2 separate regions of the Homo sapiens genome follow, and region 2 is linked to region 1. Evidence: read pairs that join two places in POLR2A ChIA-PET (ENCODE). Cell type or tissue: B cell. All regions are shown on one strand. Links, peaks and the distances in the headings refer to the core of each region. The heading gives the core; the rest is flanking DNA. Region 1 overlaps ARID4A (AT-rich interaction domain 4A). Region 2 overlaps PSMA3 (proteasome 20S subunit alpha 3).

Region 1 (7,804 bases), core at 1,099-6,098:
CAAATTAAAAGATAATGATACAGAAAATAAGGATGTAGATGATGACTATGAAACTGCAGAGAAAAAAGAAAATGAGCTACTACTGGGGAGAAAAAATACACCAAAGCAAAAAGAGAAGAAAATTAAAAAACAGGAGGATTCTGACAAAGACTCAGATGAAGAGGAAGAGAAAAGCCAAGAGAGGTACATTATCTTATGTTTGTTCTCCAGAAGCACCTGTCTGGGGTACAACAGCGCTTTGTTCCTGCTTAGAGATTCAGGTTTGAGGGAATGTTTTCTTATTGGGACTTCCGTTCCTCTTGTCTAATGAAGGTGAGACACATTGTGAAGATGATGTGTATTGCCTTTCGGAATTGGAGAATATACTGGTCGCACCATTTTAATAGCACTTGTGCCCTAAACAGTGGCCTCAAAGAAGGCTGCGCCACCCAGTCAAAAGAAAGGTCCTGCAGTTGACAGCAGGGAAGGGAGCTGGAGAAAAATGGAGGAAGTGGACAAGAGGAAACAGCGACAGCAAAAATTCCATTTTAAAAAAGGTACAATGTGGGAAAGCTAACAAACACATGGGTGCACAGTACTAGAGATGTTTCTGTGTGTTAGCTTTAAGACATTTTTCTTTTTCAAGTTATTGTATTAGATTATGTGGCATGCACCCCTGATTCTAGTTTGGAAAATACATTCTTGCCCCACATCACACCAATAAATTTCAGATTTTTTAATGTCCATCCTGTTTGCTGTTGAGTAAAACTGTATTTTTTTTCTGTGTATTAGACAAGTATGGACTGAACTGACTTAAAAATAGTCAAATATTAGGCAGTCCAGCAAGATCAAGGTAGTCTCTGACCAAGTTATTAGCTGCTTCTGTAAGTGTTGTCAAATGGATTTACTAATTTTAGGACACGACTAAAAATGAATTTTAAATGAGCAACAACATAACATACTTACTTGTAATACCAGCTCTCTTCCATAGTTATTTTTCTATTATTATGTGATATTAAATTTTCTAGAAATTTGAGTTGTTAAGCCAAATTTGGGAAAACTGACCTGCCATTGAGAGAATAAATATTTGGAAAAATAGGATGATTGGTGAATGGGAGAGGTAATTTGATTAAATACAAATAGGCACAGGAGCTATCACAATTACATATGACCTAGGTTAGTGAGTAAAAAAAAGTTCTGTAATGAAATATAATTAGGATTAGGAAAAGTAGGAGGAACTAATTGGAGTTGAGTATAGTGAGTATAGAATTTTAAATATTTGGACAAAAAATTTAAGCAAAGGTGAAAAACATCAAAATATGTATATTGTAATATGTATATAAAACATATAATACATCTATGTAAAATGTGATTTAAAAAGACTGTAACTCTTTTGTAAATGGACAAAGATTTATTTTAGAGAAAATTTCACAGACTTGAATGTAAGAACAATATTATCTTTAAGTAGTTTTTCTCATAGAGTTTTGAATTTACCTTATCACTCTATTATTGGAAGGTGCCTTCCAAGAGAAAACATTCTCACTACAAATGGGCTGTCAAAGCTTCATGTCAGGACCCCCAGGGATCACCAAAATAATGCCCTATATTTATTACAGAGCCCAGTAGTACTTGTTGAGCTTTTAATGCTTGTGACACTAGAATGATCTTTGATGCAGTTCTCCTATAAGTCTTTACAGGATTGATACACAATATTTTATTATAAAAATATTAAAAGTATTTTTAGCTCTCCCTGTGTTAATCTTCCTTATACCTGATTATCAATACAAAGAAAAGCCGATGGAAGATGAGTAAACAAATAGAATTCAACACAAATGTAAAGCTTTGTTCTTGTGGTGGTATCCTACAGTGTCAACAAATGACCTAATACTCAAATTTCTTTTCTTTGTTAGGGCTGGGAAACCTTTAAAATATAAATTAGTTTAAAAGACATGGTTACTAAGGTAGATAGCCCTTGTTCATTATTTTGCCCACCAAAAAAACTAGTCTTGCCAAGAACTATTCTAATTCTGGTAGTAAAGCAGATTTAAGATAATTCAGTTACAGGAAGTTACAAAATATCCTTAAATCTTTTTTTACATACAAGGTGGCACTTAAATATGAATTCTGAAGAATTTTTTCAGAGCATATTTTTCTTATTTTGTTTTGTCAAAAGTGATTGATTACAGATCATCGTTAGCTGGCACTTAAATATGAATTCTAAAGAATTTTTTCAGAGCATATTTTTCTTATTTTGTTTTGTCAGAAGTGACTTATTTTATTACAGATCATCGTTAACTGTGACTTGATTGGCTTTTAAAAAGTATGGATTTACTTTGGGTACAGTGCACCTTTACATAATAAATTCCTTAGTAAGTAGGCCACAGAAATCTTCTCCTTCTCCTCCTTCTTCTCCTCCTCCACTGATATGTTATTAAGGTAATACTTAGGTTGTGAATAATCTACCTGTTGGATTCTTTTAGCATATTTTATTCTCCATTAAGTTATTAGTAGCATTATCAGTATTATAACTTACTGCAGGGAAGAAACTGAAAGCAAATGTGACTCTGAAGGAGAGGAAGATGAGGAAGACATGGAACCCTGCCTAACAGGAACCAAAGTGAAAGTAAAATATGGACGAGGGAAGACTCAGAAAATTTATGAAGCCAGTATTAAAAGCACTGAAATTGATGACGGAGAAGTTTTATATTTGGTACATTACTATGGATGGAATGTCAGGTAAGCAAGAAACTATTTTCTTACTATTGAAATTTTTTCGATGATTAAATAGAACATCAACTTAATGTTATGAAGAGTGAAAGCAAATAATGGTACATATTTACAAAGCACACCTTGGTTCTGAATTTTCCAAGACTTTGACATTCCTGCTGTTATACTAGCAGTGTCAATGCTTCTAGCCAGAGACTACCAGGATCACACCTGTAGTTAGAACAAGTTACATTTATTACTCATTTATAGTGAGGGAGAACACACAGCAAGGGGAACCATAGGGCATCTTAGTAATATGGTGTTAAATGAATCAACAGAGGCTCAAGGCACCATCTTTGGGAAAACAATAATTCATAATTCTGTGGAGACATATTACTGACTATGAGCAGGGAGCCAGGCCTGCAACTTCCAACCGTGCAAGTGTTTGTTTCATTAATCAGAAATCAAGCCTATGTCAAGCACTGTAATAATTCTAAGTCGACTAATTAATAAAAAAGAACGTTAGAACTTACATTTGATCTTCCGTTAGATGATTTTGGGGAGGGTTTAAGAAAGGCAGGGCATGGGGGCTCTTGCATGTAATCCCAGCACTTTGGGAGGTGGAGGCGGAAGGACTGCTTGAGGCCAGGAGTTCAAGACCAGACCTGGCAACATAGTTAGACCCCCATCTCTACAAAAAATTAAAAATTAGCCTGGCATGGTGGCACGCACCTGTAGTCCCAGTTACCCAGAAGGCTGAGGTGGGAGGATCACTGGAGCCCAGGAGTTGGAGGCTGAGATGAGCTATGATCATACCACTGTACTCCAGCCTGGATGATAGAGCGAAACCCTGTCTCATAAATAAAAAAAAAAAAAAAGAAAAAAGAGATTTTGCTCCATATTGGATCCTGTCAGGAAGTTGGGGTAATTATAGTTGGTTTTCGTAATAAATCTTATCTAGAAGGAGAGACAGTTAGACCAAGGTAACATTATAATTGGTAGAGAAACAGCAATCACCCACATTAGTCAAGAAAAAGAAGATGTTTGTCGTTTTTGTGGATTAGACAATGTTCCTGTTTTTTCTGTGTTCAGACACGATTAGGACATGGTCTTGTTTCTGTTTTGATACATCATGGTCACAGAATGGACTTGTCTGATGTTGATGCTCTTTGAAATTGTTCATGTTTCAACAGCAGGACAGTGTGGCCTAGCTATGAGTGCCAGACTAGCTCTAAGCAACACCAAGGCCCAGCTGATAGTGCCAGGCAAGTTCCTAAATGTCAGGGGCTGCCTTTCTTGTTCTCTTTTACAAAATCTGGCATATTTAATATCTCTGGTTGCCCTGTATTTATTTGGAGCCAGACTGCTCCTGGGTTTCTCTATACACTAGATGTGTGCTCTGTTATAACTCAAGTCCCTCATCTCTACACTGGGAAAAATACAGTTCCTATTTTGTAGAGGTGTTGTATAATGCAGTAGTTCCCTCTCATCTGCTGGAAATGTGTTCCAGGACCCCCAGTGGATGCCTGAAACCTCACATAGTACTGAATCTTATATATCCTATGATTTTTCCTATACATACATACCTACAATAAAGTTTAATGTATAAATTAAGCACAGTAAGAGATTAACAACAATAATAAAATAGAGCAATTATAACTGTATTGTAATAAAAGTTATATGAATGTGGTCTTTCTCTCAAAATATCTTAATATTTTTGGACCATGGGTAATTGAACTATGCTGTGGCTAAGCAGGGACTACTGTAGTGATAATATTTGTATTCAGATGTAAATGCTTAGAACCATGCCTGGCACTTAGTGCTCCATGAATGTTAACTGTTTTCTTTTCTTTACAATGTGTTATTGAATTCAGGGGAAAAGGAATATATCATACCAACTTTCAGTCATTACATTTCCAGTTGCATCACATGATAGCCTTCTTTCTTCCTCAGATTCTTTAGTTCACAACTATCCACTCCTATTTCACATCTGTATATGTCTGTGTTCTGCTTTCTAGAATTTCCCCTATCTTTCTTTCTCATTTTTTTAATGTTTTACTTTATGACTCTTCTCAGCAGTCATTTTATTATACGCTCAGGTTTTGGATTAGTCATCTCTCTAATTAATTACCTAACTAGTACTCTCCTGGTTCATGGTTTTTCGTTGTTCTTCTCTACTCCTAAAAGCTGGTATAATTCTGGCCTGTTCAGTTGAGATGAAGCCACCATGGTTCCTAACGAATTTAGCCAGACTCCTGAAAGGGAGTATCTGCAAGTGTAAGAAGTGTGAGAAGAGTCCTGGTCTCTCATTGAGAAATCCTGGGACTATCCTTTGTTAGCAATATTAGTGCTAGAAGTACCTACATGATATATTGCTTTGTCCAGTGTCGCCAGGACCAAGTACACTAAAAATCAGGCCTGTGCTTCTTGGTTGTCTGATACCTCCTATGGAATTGGATAGAGTTATCCCTTTGTTAGCCCTGGATCAGGTACATATTGCACTTACCAGACTATACTTGATTTTACTATATGTCTATCTTTTATAACAGATTATGGGTTGCATGAGAGCATTGGCCATGTTTATTCTCTACATACTTCCTGATACAGTGCATACTAGTAGGCCCTCAGTAAATGTTCAAATGAATAAACATTTCCATATAAGTTAATAAAGTACAGATGTTTAAAAGCCTAATATGATGCTCATAGCCAGTCTCGTTTTAGAAACTAGATACTGGGTTAATGAGTGAGAGATAGTTTTCAAATCATAGTACAGGCAGTTCCTAACTTATAGTGGTTCAACTTCAATTTTTTTTTTAAATTTAAAATGGTTCAAAAGCTATATGCATTCAGAAGCCATGGAATTTTGAATTTTGATTTTTTTTTTTTTTTTTTTTTAAGACGGAGTCTTGCTCTGTCGCCAGGCTGGAGTGCAGTGGTGCGATCTGGGCTCACTGCAACCTCCGCCTCCTGGGTTCAAGCGATTCTCCTGCCTCAGCCTCCCAAGTAGCTGGGACTACAGACGCACGCCACCATGCCCAGCTAATTTTTGTATTTTTAGTAGAGACAGGGTTTCACCATGTTGGCCAGGATGGTCTCGATTTCTTGACCTTGTGATCGCCCGCCTCGGCCTCCCAAAGTGTTGGGATTACAGGCGTGAGCCACTGCGCCCGGCCTAAATTTGGATTTTTTTTCCTGGTCTAGCGATATGCAGTATGATACTCTCTCATCAGACTGTGCAGCCACAACAAACAGCTAAGAAATCATGAGACTAATCAACCAGTACTGTACAGTGTATTCAATAAATTACATGAGATATTTAAGACTTTATTATAGAATAGACTTTGTGTTAGTTGATTTTGCTCAACTCTAGGCTAATATGAGTGTTCTGAGCATGTTTAAGGTAGGCTAAGCTAAGCTGTGATGTTCAGTAGGCTAGATGTATTAAATGCATTTTTCGACAGGATATTTTCAATTTGTGATGAGTTTATCAGGACATAATGGCATCATAAGTAAAGGAGCATCTGTATAGGTAGTCATGGTACCATGTCAACTGAAATACATGCATAAAGGAACCATGTCCTTACTTTGTACATCTCCATGGTAACTGGCTTATAAAGCAAGAATATGGTTTCCAGATACATGAGTTTCTATTAATACGCTACAGTCTAAAACAAGTTTGTCCAACCTGTGGCCCACAAGCCATATGCAGCCCAGCATGGCCTGGAATGTGGCCCAACACAAATTCATAAACTTTCTTAAAACATGAGTTTTTTTTATTTTTTTGCATGGTTTTTTTTTTTTTTTTTAGCTCATCAGCTATCGTTAGTGTTATTTTATGTGTGGCCCAAGACAATTCTTCTTCCATTGTGGCCCAGAGAAGCCAAAAGATTGGACATTCCTGGTCTAAAGCAAGGACTGCCTGTTGTTTCTTTACTTAACTGTACATTTTTTAGATTTTGACTTAATTCTGTAAATACTTGTATATTTAGATAATGTAAAAACTGTTATTTAGTTCTAGAAACCTTAATTTCTTATTTGCCCCTGATTAGTCACTTGGACTATAGACAATCAAAAGTGATAGTAATCATTTGAGAAGGCCAGGTGCAATGGCTCATGCCTGTAATCCTAGCACTTTGGGAGGCTGAGGTGGGCAGATCACTTGAGCTCCGGAATTCAAGACCAGCCTGGGCAACATGGCAAAACCCGTCTCTATAAAAAATACAAAAATTAGCTTGGTGCAATGGTGTACATCCGTGGTCTCAGCTACTCAGGAGGCTGAGGTGGGAGGATCATCTGAGCCCAGGAGATCATGCCTCTGCACTCCATCCTGGGCAACAGAGTGAGACCCTCTCTAAAAAAATTGCCGGGTCCAGTGGCTCACCCCTATAATCCCAGCACTTTGGGAGACTGAGGTGAGCAGGTCACCTGAGGTCAGGAGTTCGAGACCAGCATGGCCAACATGGCGAAACCCCGTCTCTACGAAAAATAAAAAATTAGCGGGGTGTGGTGGCAGGCACCTGTAATCCCAGATATTGGGAGGCTGAGGCATGAGAATCACTTGAACCCAGGAGGCAGAGGTTCCATTGAGCCGAGATGGCACCACTGCATGTCAGCCTGGGTGACAACATTGAAACTAGCCCCCCAAAAATAAAAATAAAATTTAAAATAAATTTTAAAATAAATTTTTAAGTAAATGTTTAGGGGAAATGAGTTTTCAACTTAAGCTAAACAGAATAAACTTAGATAAAGTAGGTGAAATACAGATATCTCTAAAAAATTTCAGAATCCTAAAGGCAATGTAGTTCAGAAGATTTTATTGGAAATACTAGAGAGAGTGTTGAGGAGGAAAAGGAAGTTGAAATGGACTTGATAAAATAACTTGATAAAATAACCTGAAACTGATCACCTTGCAAATTTGAATTTATCTGACTTAGCTTTCTATTATTCATTCAATAGCACGAATTCTATTGCAGATCTGATTATAAGCTCAGGTCTGTAAAAGCTGTGGAAAACAAAACAGTTCAGATTGTCTTGAATCTAGAGTTTGCTTTCCAAGACTCTCCCTCTAAACCTGTTAACTCTTAAGAAATCCTCTTGCCTTTCCCTAGTGAGTATACAA
Region 2 (7,804 bases), core at 1-5,000, 100 kb before region 1:
CCTGTACTGCTTGAGTTCAACTAAGTTTGCAAACCTTTTGGGGAAATTCATTTAAATAGGCAGTAGTGAAGAGGAAATGTATTCTAGCATCCAGGATAACCTCAAAGACATGGAATCAAAAATGAACATGAGGTTTTTGAAGGTTGACAGTGAGGTAACCAGTAGAGTACAGAATTTATAACAGGAAATTGAATATGCTCAGGGGGTTCTGCCAGACCCTTAGGAGTTTAAACTTGCAAGGGGAGCCATGGAAGACACCTAAAGTGTTGGGGAAGGAGTGTCAGAAATTCTTAGAAAATTTGTTGTGTGCATCTGTTGTTCATTTTTCTGGGAGGAAATGCCATAGTTTCATCAGATTTTAAGAGGCCTGTGAATAACACAATTCCCCTGCTTTTTAGATTGTGGATCCCTTTTTAGATTCTGACTATGGCAAAATGAAACACAGCTAGGAATTAGGCTGGTCTTAGATTAAACGGATTAGAGAAGTAGAAAAGATGGTGTAGTAATCTAGGCCTGAAATTATAAGGATCCCAATGCTGGTATAATTATTGTAAAGAAGTGGACATGAAGGAAATTTTGAAGAAAAAAATTAATAGTAAATAGAAGCTCAACATGGAGGATGTAGAGCTTGGTGATGCTATTATCCAAAACAGAGAAGTTGTGCCGGTAGTCCCAGCTACTGAGGCTGAGGTGAGAGGATTACTTGAGCCTCAGACTTCAATTCAATCTTGGGCAGCATGGCAAGACTCCATTTCTTTAAAATTAAAAAAAAGAAGAAAGAGAAAGTTGAGATAATTTTACCAGAAAACTGTACAATCAAGCATTGCTTATTTTGTCTCTATTGTTTCCGATCAGAACTACCTTTATCAAAAAGGAATAGAAGAATAAAGTGTAACACATTTTCATCTTGAAATGGCAACAAGTAATTTCTCCACATTTTACTTGAGGTTGTGTGTGTGTGTGTTTGAGACAGGGTCTCACTCTGTTGCACAGACTGGTGTGCAGTGGTGCAATCTTGGCTCACTGCAGCCACCACCTAACTGGGCTCAAGCAATCTCTCACCTCAGCCTCCCAGGTAGCTGGGACTACAGGCGTGTACCACCATGCCTGGCTAAGCCAGGTTTCGCCATGTTGCCCAGGCTCGTCTTGGACTCCTGGGCTTAAAAGATCCTCCTGCCTCAGCATCCCAAAGTGCTGAGATTACAGGTGTGAGCCACCATGCCTGGTCTTAAGAGGTTATTTTAAGATCTTTTTATTTTAAACAGTTGTAGCAGAACATATATTTTATTTTTATATACGTATTAGAAGCAATATGTTTATTATGGAAAAATTGGAAGAAAGAGATGAGCAAAAGGAAGAATAAATCATAATCCTTCTACCCAGAGCAGTCACTGTTAACTTTTTAGTTTGTATCTAACCTTTTATGTCTGTTATGTACCATTTTTAATGGACATGAATTTATGTCAACATTTGTTTATAACATGATTATCATAAGCCAGACACTGAGCCATATTGTGTTTCGTTAGCATCATTTTTATACTTACATATTAATATATTTTTAGTCAAATGATGTACTAGATTCTGGAGGGAGGGTCACATGATATTTATATGGATTTAATGTATTTATTACACTTTAGTGTGTTTTCTCTTCCTGGTTTTCAAATGTTTTAAGGTATTTGGCATGCCTTAAATGTTACTTATTTTGTTTTTTTGTTAAACTTAAGTTTATGAAGTTTCTTTTATTTTCAGTTAAAAAACTGATTTTCTTCTCCTTGTTTCAGTACAGCTATTGGAATCAGATGCAAAGATGGTGTTGTCTTTGGGGTAGAAAAATTAGTCCTTTCTAAACTTTATGAAGAAGGTTCCAACAAAAGACTTTTTAATGTTGATCGGCATGTTGGAATGGTAAGGTCATGTTTAAAATGTTCCTTTTTGTCTTGTCCAATTTCTTTTGAAGTAACTGATTGGAATAGATCACTGTGCAGTCACAAAAGTAATCAGAGCAAGTTACTGCATTTGTCCAGTTCACTGTCCAGTAGAAAGGCAGCATTCTCATAACCTTATTAGTGATGGGGGAAAAACCAAGTTGCTGAAAGAAGAGCAGGTGAGGGAGAGGGCTGGGGAGTATGCGTAGAAATGAGATCTTGGCAGCACACATTACTAATGAAGGTATATGCTTGAGAGGTGAAGAATCTTTAGCTTTCTGTATCTCTTGTGGGGATCACTGTCAAAGTAAAGATGCCATCAGATAGCGAACACCTTTATATAAGGTGGAACATCAGGAAAGGATGTTTAATGAAAAGGAAAAGTGAACACATCCATAATAGTTTCATAGGGCATCACTGAAATTAAGTTATTCATGCAGCTGGTATCTAAGTTATGAGTGACTAAATTGCAAGCCAAGCCATAGATACATGACTGGTATATACTAAAGTTACCCTACATAGATGGCAGACTTGGCTTAGTGAGAACCACTACTGAAAGAAAAAAAAAAAAAAGAATCAAATGATTCTAACCCTGCCACCTGAAAAGGAAAGGAAGAAAGGAGAATATCTCTATATTAGGTTTTATGCTGGGAGCTCTTTACATAAATTACCTTGTTTAATCTTGACAACCCAGTGAAGGTTATATCAATGTCATTTTCTTTTTTTTTTTTTTTTGGTTTGAGACAGAGTCTGGCTCTGTCACCCAGGCCGGAGTGCAGTGGCGCCATCTCAGCTTATTGCAGCCTCTGCCTCCTGGGTTCAAGCGATTCTCCTACCTCAGCCTCCCAAGTAGCTGGGACTACAGGTGCCCACTACCATGCCCAGCTAATTTTTATATTTTTAGTAAAGGCAGGGTTTCACCATGTTGGCCAGGCTGGTCTCGAACTCCTGACCTCAAGTGATCCATCTGCCCGCCTCAGCCTCCCAAAGTGCTGGGATTATAGGCGTGAGCCACTGCGCCCGGCCTAATGCCATTTTCACAGGTGAAAAAACAGATGCACAGCAAGTAAAGAAAAGCTGGGATTCAAACTTGGGTCTGCATGTTACTCAAGAGCCCTTTCTAAATGAAAAGACACCTTATATGACCCACATCGTTCAGCTGATAGCTTTCTTATATCTAAATGAGATTTAATGTTACACACAAACACAAAAAGTACTGGTAAAGTATAACCAGTAAACCATAAAGCTAATTTTTTTCTTCTTCAAAGATTATTTTATCTCAACAATATGTTTCTCCTGAACAGATTTTTTTATTTTGCTGCAAATGACAGGATTTTATTTTATTTTTTGAGATGGAGTCTCACTCTGTCATCCAGGAAGGAGTGCAATGGCGCGATCTCAGCTCACTGCAACCTCTGCCTCCCGGGTTCAAGCAATTCTCCTGCCTCAGACTCTCAAGTAGCTGGGATTACAGACATACGCCGCCACACCCAGCTAATTTTTGTATTTTTAGTAGAGACGGGGTTTCACCATGTTGGTCAGGCTGGTCTCGGACTCCTGAACTCCAGTGATCTACCCGCCTTGGCCTCCCAAAGTGCTGGGATTATAGGCGTGAGCCAGCGTGCCCAGCCTAGCATTTTATTCTTTTTAAAGGATGAATAGTATTCCATTGTGTATATATACATTTTCTTTTTACTGTTTTTTTGTTGTTGTTGTTGTACAGATTTTTCTCGTCACCCAGGTACTAAGCCTAGGACCCAATAGTTATTTTTTCTGATCCTCTTCCTCCTCCCACCCTCCACCCTCAAGTAGGCCCCATTGTCTGTTGTTCCTGTCTTTGTATCCATGAATTCTCATCATTTAGCTTCCACTTATAAGAGAGAACATGTGGTTTTTGGTTTTCTCTTCTTGTATTAGTTTGCTAAGAATAATGCTGAACAGATTTATTATTGCCAGTGAAACTGATATGTTTTGATGAAACTTGCTACATTGTAACCTAGCTAGTAGGAGGTGATCTTGTATTCTTTTATGTACTAGCAAAAGTTAATATTTTGAAAAAAATTATGCATGCATATATATATGTATGTACACACACACAGAGGTCTTGCTCTGTTGCCCAGGCTTGAGTGCAGTGGCATGATCATAGCTCACTGCAGCCTTGCGCTCCTGGGCTCAAGTGATTCTTCTGCCTCAGCCTCCCAAATAGCTGTGACTACAAGTGTGCCATCACACCTGGCTAATTTTTTAGTTTTTTTAAGAGATATGATCTTGCTGTGTTGCTCAGGCTGGTCTTGAACTCCTGGGCTCAAGCGATCCTCCCGCCTCAGCTTCTTGAGTTGCTGAGATTACAGGCATGAGCCAATGTGCCCTGTCAACATTAGACATTGAAGAGGGCTGGAGAAAATTAAGACTTAATATCCTCCCTCCTTCCACAGTTGTCATCTTCAAGTGATTTGAGAATTATATGACTTTACAGTAAGCTTTCTCTAAAGCAACAGAAGATTCTTTAAGTGATGTAACTTACTGGCATGGGTTACCTTGGGGAAGCTATTCTAAACACGCGTTTCCTTGTCTGCAAAACAAGAGTGATAATAGTACTTGGCACATACAGTTGTTGTGAGGTTAAAAATTATTATGCAAAATGCTTAACATGTAATGAGTGCTCAGTATCTCTTAGTAATTATCATTATTACTATTACTGGGTAGCGTAGGAAAAAAAGGCTATTAAAGATTGTGATACCACTTTTAAATTCTGTAACTGTCCTGGGCTAGAGGGTTTCAAAAACTTGGTTGGTTTATGGTACCTTAAGTGTCTCAGTAGTTTTTCTCATGGCTTCCCTAGGCCGAAAATACCTAATGGTTTCATTTATTAAGTATTTAGATCCAAAGAACTTAGTGTTTACATCCTAAAAACTTAGTAGCCGTTTTTTTTTTTTAAATACACACATAGTGAAAAATATTTTTATTTAAAAATTAAAATGTTTTATTTTAAGCAACCAAAATTTCTAGTATATACACTGCACAACCTCCCAAATTTGGATGTGGCCACTGTCATTTCCTGTTCCACACTGATTTTTGCACAGTACTTACTTTTTTTCACAGCAACCACTAACAGCCAAGCTTCTCAAAGATGTGGTGGCATTGAAAGGAATGTAGTAAAACGATCTAATGTTCAAACGGAACTACTTGGACATTTTTCTCCAAACTTAGAATGTGCCACACTAGGCCAGGTGCAGTGGCTCACACCTGTAATCCCAGCACTTTCGGAGGCCAAGGCGGGCGGATCACCTGAGGTCGAAAGTTCAAGACCAGCCTGACCAACATGGAGAAACCCTGTCTCTACTAAAAACACAAAAATTAGCCGGGCGTGGTGGCGCATGCCTGTACTCCCAGCTACTCGGGAGGCTGAGGCAGGAGAATCCCTTGAACCTGGGAGGTGGAGGTTGCGGTGAGCCGCGATTGCACCACTGTGCTCTAGCCTGGGCAACAAGAGCAAAACTCCATCTCAAAAAAAAAGATATGCCACACTAACATGTGATTTCACTGCAGTGCCTGAGGACCTCTCGGCACATACATAGTAACTGCAATTCTGTTTTTGTTTTTGTTTTTGTTTTGAGACAAAGTCTCATTCTGTTGCTCAGGCTGGAGTGTAGTGGCGTGATCTCGGCTCACTGCAGCCTCCGCCTCCCGAGTTCAAGTGATTCTTGTGGCTCAGCCTTGGGAGTAGGTAGGATTATAGGTGCCCGCCACCAAACCTGACTAATTTTTGTATTTTTAGTAGGGGTTTCACCATGTTGTCCAGGCTGGTTTCAAACTCCTGACCTCAGGTGATCCCCCTGCCTCGGCCTCCCAAAGTGCTGGGATCACAGGCATGAGCCACCGTGCCCGGCCTAGTAACTGCAGTTCTAAGCCGCAAATCTTGAAAGAGGAATGGTTTATCATTGTAGTTTATTCAGCCAATAGGCTGAAAAAAGATTTGCGATTGTGCCTTTTAGAACAAAACAGTTACAGGTTGAGTATCTCTCGTCTAAAATGCTTGGGACCAGCAGTATATCGGATATTTTTCGATTTTGGAATATCTGCATTATATACTCATCAGCTGAGCATCCTTAATCTGAAAATTCAAAATCCAAAAAGCTCTACTGAGCATTTCCTTTTTTTTTTTTTTTTGAGATGGAGTCTCGCTCTGTTGCCCAGGATGGAGTGCAGTGGCGCGATCTCGGCTCACTGCAACTTCCGCCTCCCAGGTTCAAGCAATTCTCTGCCTCGGCCTCCCAAGTAACTGGGATTACAGGTGCCTGCAACCACGCCTGGCTAATTTTTGTATTTTTAGTAGAGACGGCATTTCACCATCTTGGCCAGGCTGGTCTTGAACTCGTGACCTTGTGATCCACCTGCCTCAGCCTCCCAAAGTGCTGGGATTACAGGTGTGAGCCACCAGGTCCGGCCTGAGCATTTCCTTTGAGTGTCATGTTGGCACTCAAAAAGTTTCAGATTCTGAAGCGTTTTAAATTTCAGATTTTTGGATTAGATATCCTCAACCTGTAATAACTTTAGAGAAAAGAACAAATTTGGGCCGGGCACGGCGGCTCACACCCATAATCCCAACATTTTGGGAGGCTGAGGCAGGCTGATCACCTGAGGTCAGGAGTTCAAGACCAGCCTGGCCAACATGACAAAACCAAACCCTGTCTCTACTAAAAATATAAAAATTAGCCAATCCCAGCTACTGGGGAGGCTGAGGCAGGAGAATCCCTTGAACCTGAGAGGCAAAGGTTGAAGTGAGCCCAGATGGTGCCATTGTGCTCCAGCCTAGGTGACACAGTGAGACTCTGTCTCAAAAAAAAAAAAAAAAAAAAATCTGACCAAGACCCATGGTTTTTATTCGTTATAATGAGGTAGTGGTAGTAAATCAGGGGAAGAGGATTTATGATAGAAGTAGTCCTGAATATTGGCCGGGCACGGTGGCTCACGCCTGTAATCCCAGCACTTTAGGAGGCTGAGGCAGGCAGATCACGAGGTCAGGAGATCAAGACCGTCCTGGCTGACATGGTGAAACCCCATCTCTACTAAAAATACAAAAAAATTAGCCGGGCGTGGTGGCAGGCGCCTGTAGTCCCAGCTACTCAGGAGGCTGAGGCAGGAGAATGGCATGAACCCAGGAGGCAGAGTGTGAAGTGAGCGGAGATCATGCCACTGTACTCCAGCCCTGGTGACAGAGCGAGACCCCGTATCAAAAAAAAAAAAGGAAATGTCCTGAATATGAACATTGGACAAAGCAATGAAGTTATACTTACTAAATTTCTAAATTATAATTTCATACTCAAGCATCAAAATGCCTTGTAGAGAGACCTTTAAGCCAAAAAAGTTTATTTTGAATGGTAATACTTGTTAAAAAAATGTTTAATAAGTCTTTATTAATTGCAGACTTTGATTTGTGATAGGAATGTGTTCCTCTAGTAAATTGGTGCTTTTTTTTCAGGCAGTAGCAGGTTTGTTGGCAGATGCTCGTTCTTTAGCAGACATAGCAAGAGAAGAAGCTTCCAACTTCAGATCTAACTTTGGCTACAACATTCCACTAAAAGTAAGTTGATAACATATTGAGGAACCTTTTGGACAGTAATAGAAGTTTATTAATAAGCTCTTCTGCTTCCCTCCATAGCATCTTGCAGACAGAGTGGCCATGTATGTGCATGCATATACACTCTACAGTGCTGTTAGACCTTTTGGCTGCAGGTAAGAAATTTTGTGAATTATTCAAAAGGCAGATCTGTACTATAGATATTTATTATGTTCCCCAGCATCTTAGCCTTTTACATACTTAAAAATAGAAACTCGTCGATAAGTATTAGGGCAATGATTAAATAAAACAGTGTACA

Evidence for each region. Peaks named below come from ENCODE experiments on the same cell type or tissue, not always from the same donor. Only the 100,000 strongest peaks of a DNase experiment are listed, where the experiment ranks them.
Region 2: POLR2A ChIA-PET joins it to region 1 with 5 read pairs; 6 of 35 experiments call an interaction of 5 or more read pairs at or near these places.

What each region holds. Positions count from the first base shown.
Region 1 is chr14:58,351,141-58,358,944 of GRCh38, forward strand. ARID4A (AT-rich interaction domain 4A) reads left to right here. Exons shown (of 24, transcript NM_002892.4): 16 at 1-183; 17 at 2,518-2,715. Among named protein-coding and RNA genes, the nearest start is that of TOMM20L-DT, 41 kb to the right of the region's middle. In B cell, for the core only: no CTCF peak of the experiment used is centred there; no DNase peak of the experiment used is centred there; H3K27ac peaks cover 1,689 bases.
Region 2 is chr14:58,250,338-58,258,141 of GRCh38, forward strand. PSMA3 (proteasome 20S subunit alpha 3) reads left to right here. Exons shown (of 11, transcript NM_002788.4): 3 at 1,782-1,905; 4 at 7,408-7,509; 5 at 7,588-7,661. Among named protein-coding and RNA genes, the nearest start is that of PSMA3, 9.4 kb to the left of the region's middle. In B cell, for the core only: no CTCF peak of the experiment used is centred there; no DNase peak of the experiment used is centred there; H3K27ac peaks cover 1,037 bases.